2 separate regions of the Homo sapiens genome follow, and region 1 is linked to region 2. Evidence: chromatin loops called from intact Hi-C (ENCODE). Cell type or tissue: IMR-90. All regions are shown on one strand. Each heading gives the region's core, and the rest is flanking DNA. Links, peaks and the distances in the headings are about the cores only.

What was found. Hi-C counts contacts between places; a loop is a spot of excess contacts. Peaks named below come from ENCODE experiments on the same cell type or tissue, not always from the same donor. Only the 100,000 strongest peaks of a DNase experiment are listed, where the experiment ranks them.
Region 1: it touches region 2 in a loop (2.0-fold over the local background); 4 of 110 quality-filtered maps call a loop at or near these places.

What each region holds. Positions count from the first base shown.
Region 1 is chr2:69,097,402-69,102,785 of GRCh38, forward strand. The region is part of intron 9 of ANTXR1 (ANTXR cell adhesion molecule 1); the gene reads left to right. Among named protein-coding and RNA genes, the nearest start is that of MIR3126, 3.6 kb to the right of the region's middle. In IMR-90, for the core only: a CTCF peak has its summit at 2,188; a DNase peak (open chromatin) is centred at 2,380; H3K27ac peaks cover 440 bases.
Region 2 is chr2:69,147,639-69,153,022 of GRCh38, forward strand. ANTXR1 (ANTXR cell adhesion molecule 1) reads left to right here. Exons shown (of 18, transcript NM_032208.3): 13 at 4,531-4,626. Among named protein-coding and RNA genes, the nearest start is that of MIR3126, 47 kb to the left of the region's middle. In IMR-90, for the core only: a CTCF peak has its summit at 2,410; a DNase peak (open chromatin) is centred at 2,113; H3K27ac peaks cover 175 bases.

The DNA.
Region 1 (5,384 bases), core at 179-5,178, 50 kb before region 2:
GGCACAAAAGGAAGGTCATTTAAGGTGTCATGTTTACCATTTGGAAATTTCGATGTTTAAAACAGACACATTCAAGCAACATCAGATAGTGGTGTATTCCTCTCACTTTTCATTGTTTTTCGAAGCATTCATTTCTGACCTTTGGCCACCTCTTCTAAATGGATTGCTTCATTCTCTGCTCAATCTTTCCTTTCATTTAAAGACATTTCTATGTGGAGGAAGGACTCTCATTTACAAATACAAAACAGCACAACACTTTGGAAGAGTTTTGGTAGTTTCTTACAAAATTAAATATACACCTACCATATGGCCCAGCCATTCCACTCCGAGGTTTTACCTAAGAGAAAAGGAAATCTATGTCCAAACAAAGAAAGGCTTGTGTACAAATGTTCATAGCAGCTCCATTTTTAATAGCCAAAAACAACTAAAATGTTCATCCACAGGTAGGTGGATAAACAAATTACAGTTTACCTGTAGAATGCACTAATTAATACTCAGCAATAAAAAGCAATAAACTATGTATAAATCTCAACATAATTGTGACTGTGTCCTAAAATAATTATGCTGAGTAAAAGAAGCCAGACAAGAAAATTACTTACTGCATGATCCTATTTACATAAAATTCCAGAAAATGCAAACTAATATACAGTTCCAGAGAGCAGACCAGTGGTTGTGTGGGAGTGGAGGTAGGGAGGGCTGGGAGGAGAGATTACAAAGCAACACTAGGGAAGTTCTGGGGGTGACAGCTACGCTCACTGTCTTGACTGTGGTATTATGATTGTGTACATATGTCAAAATTTATCAAATCATACACTTTATGTGCAAGTTATTGTATATCAATTATGCCTCACTCAAGTTGTTATAAATTAAAAGCTATAACTGAAAAAAGTTCTAGAACAATTCAGGCCTCAGAAAGCACCCATTATATGTCAGTCCCTACATTTTATTTTTGATGTTCCATACCACATTAAGCATCTAAGAGGAGAGCAAATTCAAACTGACTCACAAGATGAAATATCACTGACAATAATTTGGCACAAAAATCTTGGGTGACCAGAACAAGTGGAGAATATACAGATGTCTCATTTTCAGACACAGTGAATGACATGCAATCTTTATTGAGGTCATCTCAAAGCTATGTGTTCCACATTTCCAAAAAGAAAAAAGGAAACCAAAGAAATAAAAGGAGAGAACAGAATGGAATAAATCTATCGAACTACTTACTGACCTTATTTTTTCTTTTTTTAAATTGAGCTATATTTTACATGCTATAAAAATCACCCTTTTAAAAGGTACAATTCAGGCCAGGCGTGGTGGCTCACACCTGTAATCCCAGCATTTTGGGAGTCTGAGGCAGGTGGATCACTTGAGGTCAGGAGTTTGAAACCAGCCTGGCCAACAGGGTGAAACCCCGTGTCTACTAAAAATACAAAAATTAGCCCGGTGTACTGGCACATGCCTATAATCCCAGCTACTCCGGAGGCTGAGGCAGGAGAATAGCTTTAACTTAGGAGGCGGAGGTTGCAGTGAGCCAAGATCACGTCACTGCACTCCAGCCTAGGTGATAGAGTGAGACTGCGTCTAAATAAATAAAGTACAATTCAGTGGTTTTTAATGTATCACAAAGTTGTACAACTATAATAACTATCTAATTCCAGAATATTTTCATCACTCCAAGAAGAAACCCTATACCCATTAAGCAGTTATTCCCCCATTTCTCCCTCCCTCCAGTCCTGGCAGCCACCAATCTACTTTCTGTCTCTGTAGATCTGCGAATCTGGACATACCTTATAAAGGGAGTCATGCAATATGTGGCTTTTGTGTCTTGCTTCTTTTATTTAGCATAATGTTTTCAAGGTTCATCCATGTCATAGCATGTATGAGAATTTGATTTCTTTTGATGGCTCAATAATATTCCATTGTATAGAAATACCATACTTATCAGTTGATGAACATTTAGGTTATTTCCATTTTTTGGCTGCTTTTAATAATGCCACTGTGACCGTTAATATGTAAGTTTTTGTGTGGATATAACTTTCAATTCTCTTGGGTATATGTCTAGGAATGGAATTTGGGGGTCATAAGGTAACTGTGTTTAACTTTGTAGAAGAACTGCTAAACTATTTTTCAAAGAGGCCACAGCATTTTACATTTCCACCAGAAATGTATGTGGGTTATAATTTCTTCACCAGCAGATGCCATTGTCCATCTCTTTCTCTTCAGCAATCATAGTGAGTATGAAGTGATATCTCCATATGGTTATGGTTTGTACTTCCATGTGACTAATGATGTTGAACATCTTTTCATTCATGGACCTTATTAAGCCTCAGAAAATAAACAGGATTAGACCTGGTTGGGACCTGAATAAATGATCACCCTATCCTTCCCCTTTATTCTCTTTCTATGCCAAGATATGTTATTTATTCAATCACTCAATGAGCTCATCCTGAGACTGACTCAGTCCTGGGTTAAGGCACAACCCAGCATTCAGAAGAAATAGAAATCTTGGCCTCTGCCATCAGGAAGCTTTCAATGTAATTGGGAATAACAGTGACAAAAGAATATAGATCTTAAGGAAACCTTAAAGGATAGATAACTTAAAAGATTAAATCAAAGACCATTTTCAGGTGGAAAATTCCTCCCTAAAGCCCTGCAATCTTGAGGTACTTCTTATAGGAGCTGTAAGCCAACATACAAGTTGCCTAAAAACACAGCTGTACATATTTTGAAAGGTGGGTTCAGGGCTTTGTAGATTAGTGGAGTTAAATCACTATGTCCTGGTTCTAATGTGTCCTGGTTTTCACTTACTGGCAGATTCATTCGAAAGGGTTTTGTTACATAACGTCTATGTGTGAAGAGCTGACATTCTAGTCAGGCTGCTGGGCCAGATGTTTGAGCTCTTCTGGTAACCAAATGTGTGCACTAACACAGAAACCCTATCAGGCAGGATGGGAGCTCGCCTCTGCCCTGGTGCACTCCCCAGAGCATCATTTCCTCCACCGTCTCCCCCTGGCCTAGGGGGTTAAATTGTTTGGTTTCCACCATTGCCACATCATGGATTCCTGCTGTCTTTCTTCCTAAACTCCCTGAGGTGGGGCCAAGCAGACATGCAGGCAGCCTCTTTTATAGAGGATTTAGCAACTCAACTGGTAATGTTAGAACATGGTGTTAGAGAATAGAGTTTGGCATGTGGCCTGCATTTCCACAGTCTTCTCTTCCTCTGCTGATCTTTGAGGAAACAAGAGAAGTAGGCACAGAAGTGAGGCAGAAAACATTTGGAATCAGCAAAAACATCAAACAACAGATGTCTGTATGTCTGGCATTCAAAATGGACACAGAAATAGGTTTCTATAGGCTTAACTGAGCAAATAAGAGAAGATAAGATTCTTCTACAAGTGCTTGACACGTACTAAATTGCTTATTGAGCCAACCAAGGAATCTGTCAGATGCCTGACAGACATCTAGAGAAAACTACTAAGCCCATCTTTCTAAACGTAGCAATTGTGCATTTGCATCAACGTGTATGTATAAATCCTTCATAGTCATAGGACTTATGCTCCTGAAAAAACCATAGGCCCGTCACCTTAGCTTTTGGATATGAGTCCCAGTTTTTCTGCTTTACTAATGACATGACTCTGAGCAAGTCATTCAAAATGTCACAGTCTCCATTTCCTTATTGTGAAGGCCTCTTATACTTCTAAAAAGCATTCTTTTCTAACTTATACTCCTTGTGGCACATGTAGTGTCTCTGTATTCTTTTACTTAAATTTCAGTTTCTTGCTTCACATCCAGGCCTGTTCCACTTTTCTGCAAAATGAGCAAACCTGCCTAAAATTAAAATAAAATAAGCTTTAAAAAAAATCACAACTTCAACTCCTAAATGACTCATCTGTCAGAAGGCAGTGAGTCCCCCTTTTCGCATGGTGGTTCAGAAGCTAATGGCTGAGTTCTAAGGGCATGGCATTTGGTGCCTAACAGACCTCGATTCCAGTTCTGATTCTGACAAGTTACCAGCTGTGTGATCTTGGACACATTACTTAACTTCACTAAGATCAGTTGTCTCATCTGTACCTCCCCAGGCTGTGGTGAGGTTTAAATGACATCAGACATGTACAATATTTCACAGAGGGCCTGGCTCACATTGAGGGAGCAATTAGCATTAGTTATTATTGTCTTGGCAAACATGGCCTCTAAATTAGTTTCCTGGGACTGAAGGTGGCATATACTCATGACATTTATTAAGCTTCGAGAGTCCCATATACTAATTCTCTAATTTCATTATTCCTCCAACAACAAGTCTACATTTAGATGGCAATGTACTGTGTAAGATCCATATTCACAAACATTGCATTTTTTCCTCTGACCTTCAGTCTATTTCTCTTGTGATATGCCACATAGCATTATCCCGAGCCCCAATTTTTAGATACAAAAGGATGATAAAAGTGAAATAAAGTGGAACACTGACCATTAGATACCAACAAACTTAAGCAAATATTCCCAAACATTTAGCCAACTAATTATTGGGTTTTTTCCATGGTAGGAGTATGGTAAAGGAGAGTTGTTTTTACTTAATAACGATTTTATTCATGTGCATTAATCAAACATACATTATGCCAATGAGAAATTAATATGCAGGCCAGGCAAGATATATGATCTCTTCTATGCAGAGACAAATGAGTACTACACTGAGGGGCTGATATCAATTCAAGTAGGTAGTGCTTGGCAACTGACCACTGCTAAGAAAGACTTTGATTCATTCCTAAGTACAATTATTCCTACCTAGCCTATGTACTGTTACTGTGTGCCCAGTAGAGATAGGAATGCCATAGTGGTATCAAACAACTCCTGACCTAAAGGAATGTTTCTCCAGCTGGGGAAGAAAAGACAAGAGAACACCACCAGACCATACATAATGACAGTCCTACATTGTTCAGGACTAGCTGTGAATGCCCTAAGGCAGTGACTTTCTAAAATGTAGGCACCGTGGGCTCTTAAGAAATCCTTTCAGGGGAGTACAATGTGCAAAACAGACACAGAGGAGGTGAGTTGATTAAAGAGGAAGTGGAGGACCCCTCCCCTGTGGCTCCCTCCGGCTACTGAGATCACAGATTTTCAAACTGCCTGGATTTGAAAACTGGCTAAGATTTGAATGGACAGAGAGGAGGGAGGAAGGTGTTCTGCGTTAGGAGGACCAGTAAGCCCAAAGGTAAAAGGGTGGGAATTCAAATAAGAAGTGATAGGCCCTTCTTGGGACACCTAGTGAGGATGCACTGGTAAGTAGTGAAAGGAACCCACCTGGTTGCTTTTGGTGTTCAACCTAAATTAATTTTTGAATATTTTAAGCCTGGTGAAATAGTGAACAAATGCTCTAAATCAGGGCAGAT
Region 2 (5,384 bases), core at 307-5,306:
CTGAAGTTATAGTGTAATGGTTAAGTGTGCATGTTGGGGGTCAAGGTTCTAAAATTAGACCACATGGATTCAAATCCCAGTTTTGTAACATTAACATTGTGAACATATAAAAATAAATATGTCTGTGGGTGGTATGTGGAGGTCTTGAGTGAGTTACATATCTTCACTGAGTCTCAGTTTTCCTTACCTGCAAAAGGGGGTAACAGTTCCTACAAGGCTGTTTTACCGAGGCTCACTGAATTAAATGAGAGAATGCATAGATAGCACTGAGCACGGTGGTTAGCTGTTGTTAAGTAAGTTAGCATTGGACACAGCCGTAAAAATGCAGGCGTTTCAAGAGTGACCTCGGGAAATGACACTGCCCAGAAGAATTGGGCAGAATTGCAGCTGTCCTCCACCTGGGTCTTCTATTCTGAATCTTTCCCTCCTCCAGTCCATACTCTCCAGTGTCAACAGCATTTGCTTTCCAAGAAGCAAATCTGATCACGATGCCCCAGTGTCACTGGGTTAAAGCCACTAAGGGTTCCCCTGGGCTCAGGATAGAAGCCACACTCCTCAGCCTGGCTTGTGTGTCCTCCCACAGTGGGGACCCCACCTCCTTTCCACCCGCACTCATGCTGTGCTCCCAGCATGTGGACCTCCACTGCCCCTGCCCTACCCCAGGGACTTGTGCTTGCCTTTTTGTGCGGGAATGCTGACACCTCCTTGGCCCTGCTCTGCAGAGTGTCACCTCCTCGGTGAAGTGCTAGTTCCCAGACACTCGGCTCTTCAGCACTTGGCTACTTGCTGAGAACAATAGCCCGCTGGTCTGCTGGGAGCTATGGAACCAAACTGCCCACGTTTAAATTCTGGCTTCTCCACGTGGCTGTCAGCAAGTTTGTCCATCTCTCCTTGCCTTGGTATTTTTAGTGAGATGAGAAAGAGAATATTATTGAATTCACAAGATTGTTAATGAGAATTAAATGAGTTAGCGTAAGGAAAGCATGTTAGTACATAGAACACTGCTTGGCACACAGTAAATGCTCAGTGAATGTCCGCTGTGCTAACAACAATGTTATTACCATCATTGTCATTATTCTTATTCCACCAAAATGTAAGCTCTTTAAGAATAAAGACTGCCTATTTTGTTCACTACCTGACACAAAAGGTACAGGATATACAGCTGTTGAGTAACACGTTGACCACTGCATGTGGTTAATTGTTTATACGAATGCCCAAGCCCCATCAGCCAGCAGAACACAAGCATCTTGACTAGCCAATCAATCCTGTATTTCCTGGTTCTGCTCAATGGGGAAATAATAGACCCTCAATAAACGTTTGCTGAATGAATAAATGAATGAACCTCTGAGGTTGCACGTACACGTTATCTCCTTCTAAAACATCAGCTTTAGCTCTAAGTTTATCAAAAACTCATGCCCTTCATTCTTTTAAACTGGATATCCAGGGGCTTCTGGAAGATCTCAAAAAACAGACAGTGCATTCGGGGGCTTTATCCCAGAGCAGTCTTCAGAGGAGGATAAAGTTCCTCAAGAAGTGTCTGCCCCTGTGCATTTCCACCCACCAGGACCCCCTTTCCTGCACCTCTCCCCTTCCTGAGCCCCCCGGCTGTCCTCCACCACAGCCAGAGGGAACTGGGCCTCATTAGGGGGACAGTTTGTTCCTCATTAGGGGCACCAAGCTTGGCTGGAGAAAAGCCAGCTATCACTTTATCCAAAGCCAGGAAATCTCCCAGTATGGAAGCCCCCTCTCTCCCATTCTGCACCAAGTCCTTCATTCTCGCTACTTCACGGAAAACCTTCCTCTAGAAGGAAGTAAAAAAATTCCCCCAAAATATATCAGCCCTTCTGCTTTAGTTCATCTACCTAAAGTGAAAAAATAAAACCAGGGAGAGGGGAAATTGTGTATAATGTGAATAAACGTAGTCTGTAGACTTTATTGAAGTACTGCTGTTTTGTAAGCCTCTTACTGACCAGAACCACTTATTATTCCAAATGCACATAGATTTATGATCTGAAATGCTCACCATGTTTTTTACCCTGGAGAACTAGAGGGAGAGCGAGTTCCAGCTCAGTGTTTGACAAGATAGCTTACATCATTTTATCCCCACGTCAATGCAGTGAGGCAAGTGAGGTTTATTATCTTCCTGTTATGAATGTGGGCTGTAGAGACTGAGAGATTAAGAGGGTTGTCCTTGGCCAGCCCTAAGTTTGGAGAAAACATGTAATTTCATTCTGTCACTACTGAGCCCATCGCTCTCTGCCATCACCCATGTATAAATGTTGCAGCCCAGAGCATCCCGTCGGCCATGGCATGTCCATCGTCTGGCCCCTGTGCTCTCTTCCCTCCCCCAACTACCCCTGGGCTGCCCAGCCCTGCACCGGCACTTGTGAGGCTGCAGCTCCCCTGGGGGCAGTCTGGCATTCCCAAGCTCTGGCTAGGGACCAGAGGTGTTTAGTTCCCTGGCTTTTTGGTCAGAGACATTCCAGGGAGTTTCAGCAAGTAAGAGCTGCCTTTAAACAGCTTCCAGCAGCCCCTGCTGAGCACTCAGAGTGGGAGTGAGCCACATCCCAGCTCTGCTATTCACCTGCTGTGTTACCCTGAACAGACCACCCAGCCTCCCTTCCCTGTAATGGAGAAGAGGGAGCAGCTTTGAGAATCTGATAGTGCTGTGAACAGTCTCCCCTGAAGACACTTGCACTAAACATCACAGGTGTCATTTCAGGAGGGTCACAGTGTCCATCCATTGAGCCCACCTGGGTACCCCATAGATCCCCTGCCCCTGGATAAGAATCCCTGGGCCCAGTGAGCTCTAACACCAAAGTGGGAAGCCCCCAGATACAGATTTTTTTAAAGGAAACTTCAGTAGTTTATTTTCTCACTATGAAAGAAAGAAAATAGATTTTAAAAGGAAAATTACTATAAAACCACTACCAGTAAAATTACTATTAATAATTTAGTAAATATAAATTTAAAAATTTAGTAAATATCAGACAGTCTTTATGTCTCTCTCACTCTTGACATACATATACATAAATCCATTATACCAGGAGTGTTTTGTCATCTTATTTAAATATCATTTAAATATTATTTGACAATATGGCTGGGCAGAATGGCTCACACCTATAGTCCCAGCAGAGTGGGAGGCCAAGGCAGAAGAATCACATGAGCCCAGGAGTTCAAGACAAGCCTGGACAACAAAGTGAGACTCCATCTCTACAAAAAACAAAAAAAAATAATTAGCCAGGCATGGTCACATGCACCTGCAGTCTCAGCTACCCAGGAGGCTGAGATGGGTGGATGCCTTGAGCCCAGGAGTTCAAGGCTGCAGTGAGCTATGATCACACCACTACACTCCAACCCAAGTGACAGAGTGAGACCCTGTCACAAAAAATATGAATAAATAAAATTATTTGACAATGTAATGTCTACATAGTAACCGATTGCGTAGTAATTCTGTAATGCATTATTTAACTTTCCCCAATTGTTAACCATTTATGTTTTCATTATTATTATTATTATTATCTGTACAAACATATCTGATTATTTTCTTTTTTTTTTTTTTTTTTTTTTTGAGACGGAGTCTCGCTCTGTCGCCCAGGCTGGAGTGCAGTGGTGATTATTTTCTTAGACTAAAAGTGGAATAGCCAGTTCTATGCAGAAGGAAGCTTTTGATACCTATCACAATTTGCCCCCTCTCTCCTAGAAAGATTTGCTGATTTGCACTCCCAGTAGCTGTAGGGAGGCAGGGTGGAGGGGACTTAGACCCGTGTTCCTAAGCAGCTTCCTTGAACCAGCAACTCAGAATGTTGACACCAAGTGGGGTCTCTGTTTGCTAAAAGTTAGACATCGCAGTCCACAGAAACTGTGTCTAGGACTGGCCTCGCCACATTTTTAGGTGGGTAAAACTGGTCTTCAGTGCCTTCCTCCCTCCCTCATTCCCATGTAGCCACTTGATCTGACTGTAGCCCCTCGCCTCCCAGGTTCAGCAGCCGTTGCTCTGCCCCCACCCCCTGGATTCACAGACCCTACAAGGCATCCCATCAGCAGGCTCTAGACTTTCCATCCACAGCTTTATGAATCTGTTACATGCACCTGTGTGAATGGGTTCAGGGGAGCAGGCTGAATTCAGAGTACAATGGTCCTGAGTCAGCCCAGGCAGAGACTGGGACATCAGACCCAGTGAGGAGGCTGTCACCAGGCAGGGGATGGTGTTCCAGGGGGCCAGATGAGCAGTGGAAGTCCATGTTCATGCCTGCTCTGTCTCTTATGCAGTTGGTCTTTCAAAATGTTCCTCAAAGGGAAGAACAGGGCCTCTCTGAAAAGATAAATTCATTTCCCTTGAAAATTGGCTAAACAGAGTGTGTTGCAGGGCCATGAGCCCCAGAATGATGGGCAGAGTTTCAACCATTTGCTTGGCAAACTGTGCTGCTCTCTGAGCCTTAAATCTGCATATCAGTGATGGGAGTTTGGGGAGGGAAGATCACACATGGTCCCATCCCGCTGCTGACCGCCTCTCTCTTGGCCCTGCAGTCTGACGGTTCCATCCTGGCCATCGCCCTGCTGATCCTGTTCCTGCTCCTAGCCCTGGCTCTCCTCTGGTGGTTCTGGCCCCTCTGCTGCACTGTGGTAAGTGCCCCAAACCTCAGGCCATGCAAGGTGAAGGGTGACATAAAGTTCACAGACCATGAGTAGAGAGAAAGGGATTTTTAAAAAACTAAAGATGGGAGACAAATCTTGCATTTTTTATACAATTTATACAAAATTGATGTGAACTGACATTGATCAATGGAACCATGAGTCACCAGCAGTCAGTATGAGTTAGGGTGTGAGATTGCCAATGGCCGTGCCCCTTGGGTGGGGCAACTGGGGTGGCCGCTTTAGTTCTGGTGCTTAGGGAAGATCCACAGGACAACACAAATGATGAGTGTTATTCGACATGTAATGAACATATATGCCTCTGTGTACGGTACACACACATACACACATACACATTTGTTGAGTTGCCCAACCTATACTCTTCTAAGGCCACCCTGGTCTTAGTAACTAGTCTACCTATCTGAGAAAGTGTCTCTGGCCTGACCTCTTTATTTTCAACAATGAAGAATGGCATTTACCTTTATTCATTGATTTTGGCAACTTTTATAGGACACACCTACTGTGTGACCAGCACTGGGCTAAGCACTTTGGCTACAAGATCAATAAAAACCTGCCTCCTCCCCATCAGTGTCATATGGAGTCATCACATGACAATGTCTCCCCAGAATAGCTTAGGGCCTGGAATAATCCACCCTGACGATAATCCCAAATGGTAAATGTCTGGCTGTCAATTTCTGTTCCCTGGCCCTTAGACTGGGAGAAGTCCAAACAAAGTAATAGCCAAATAA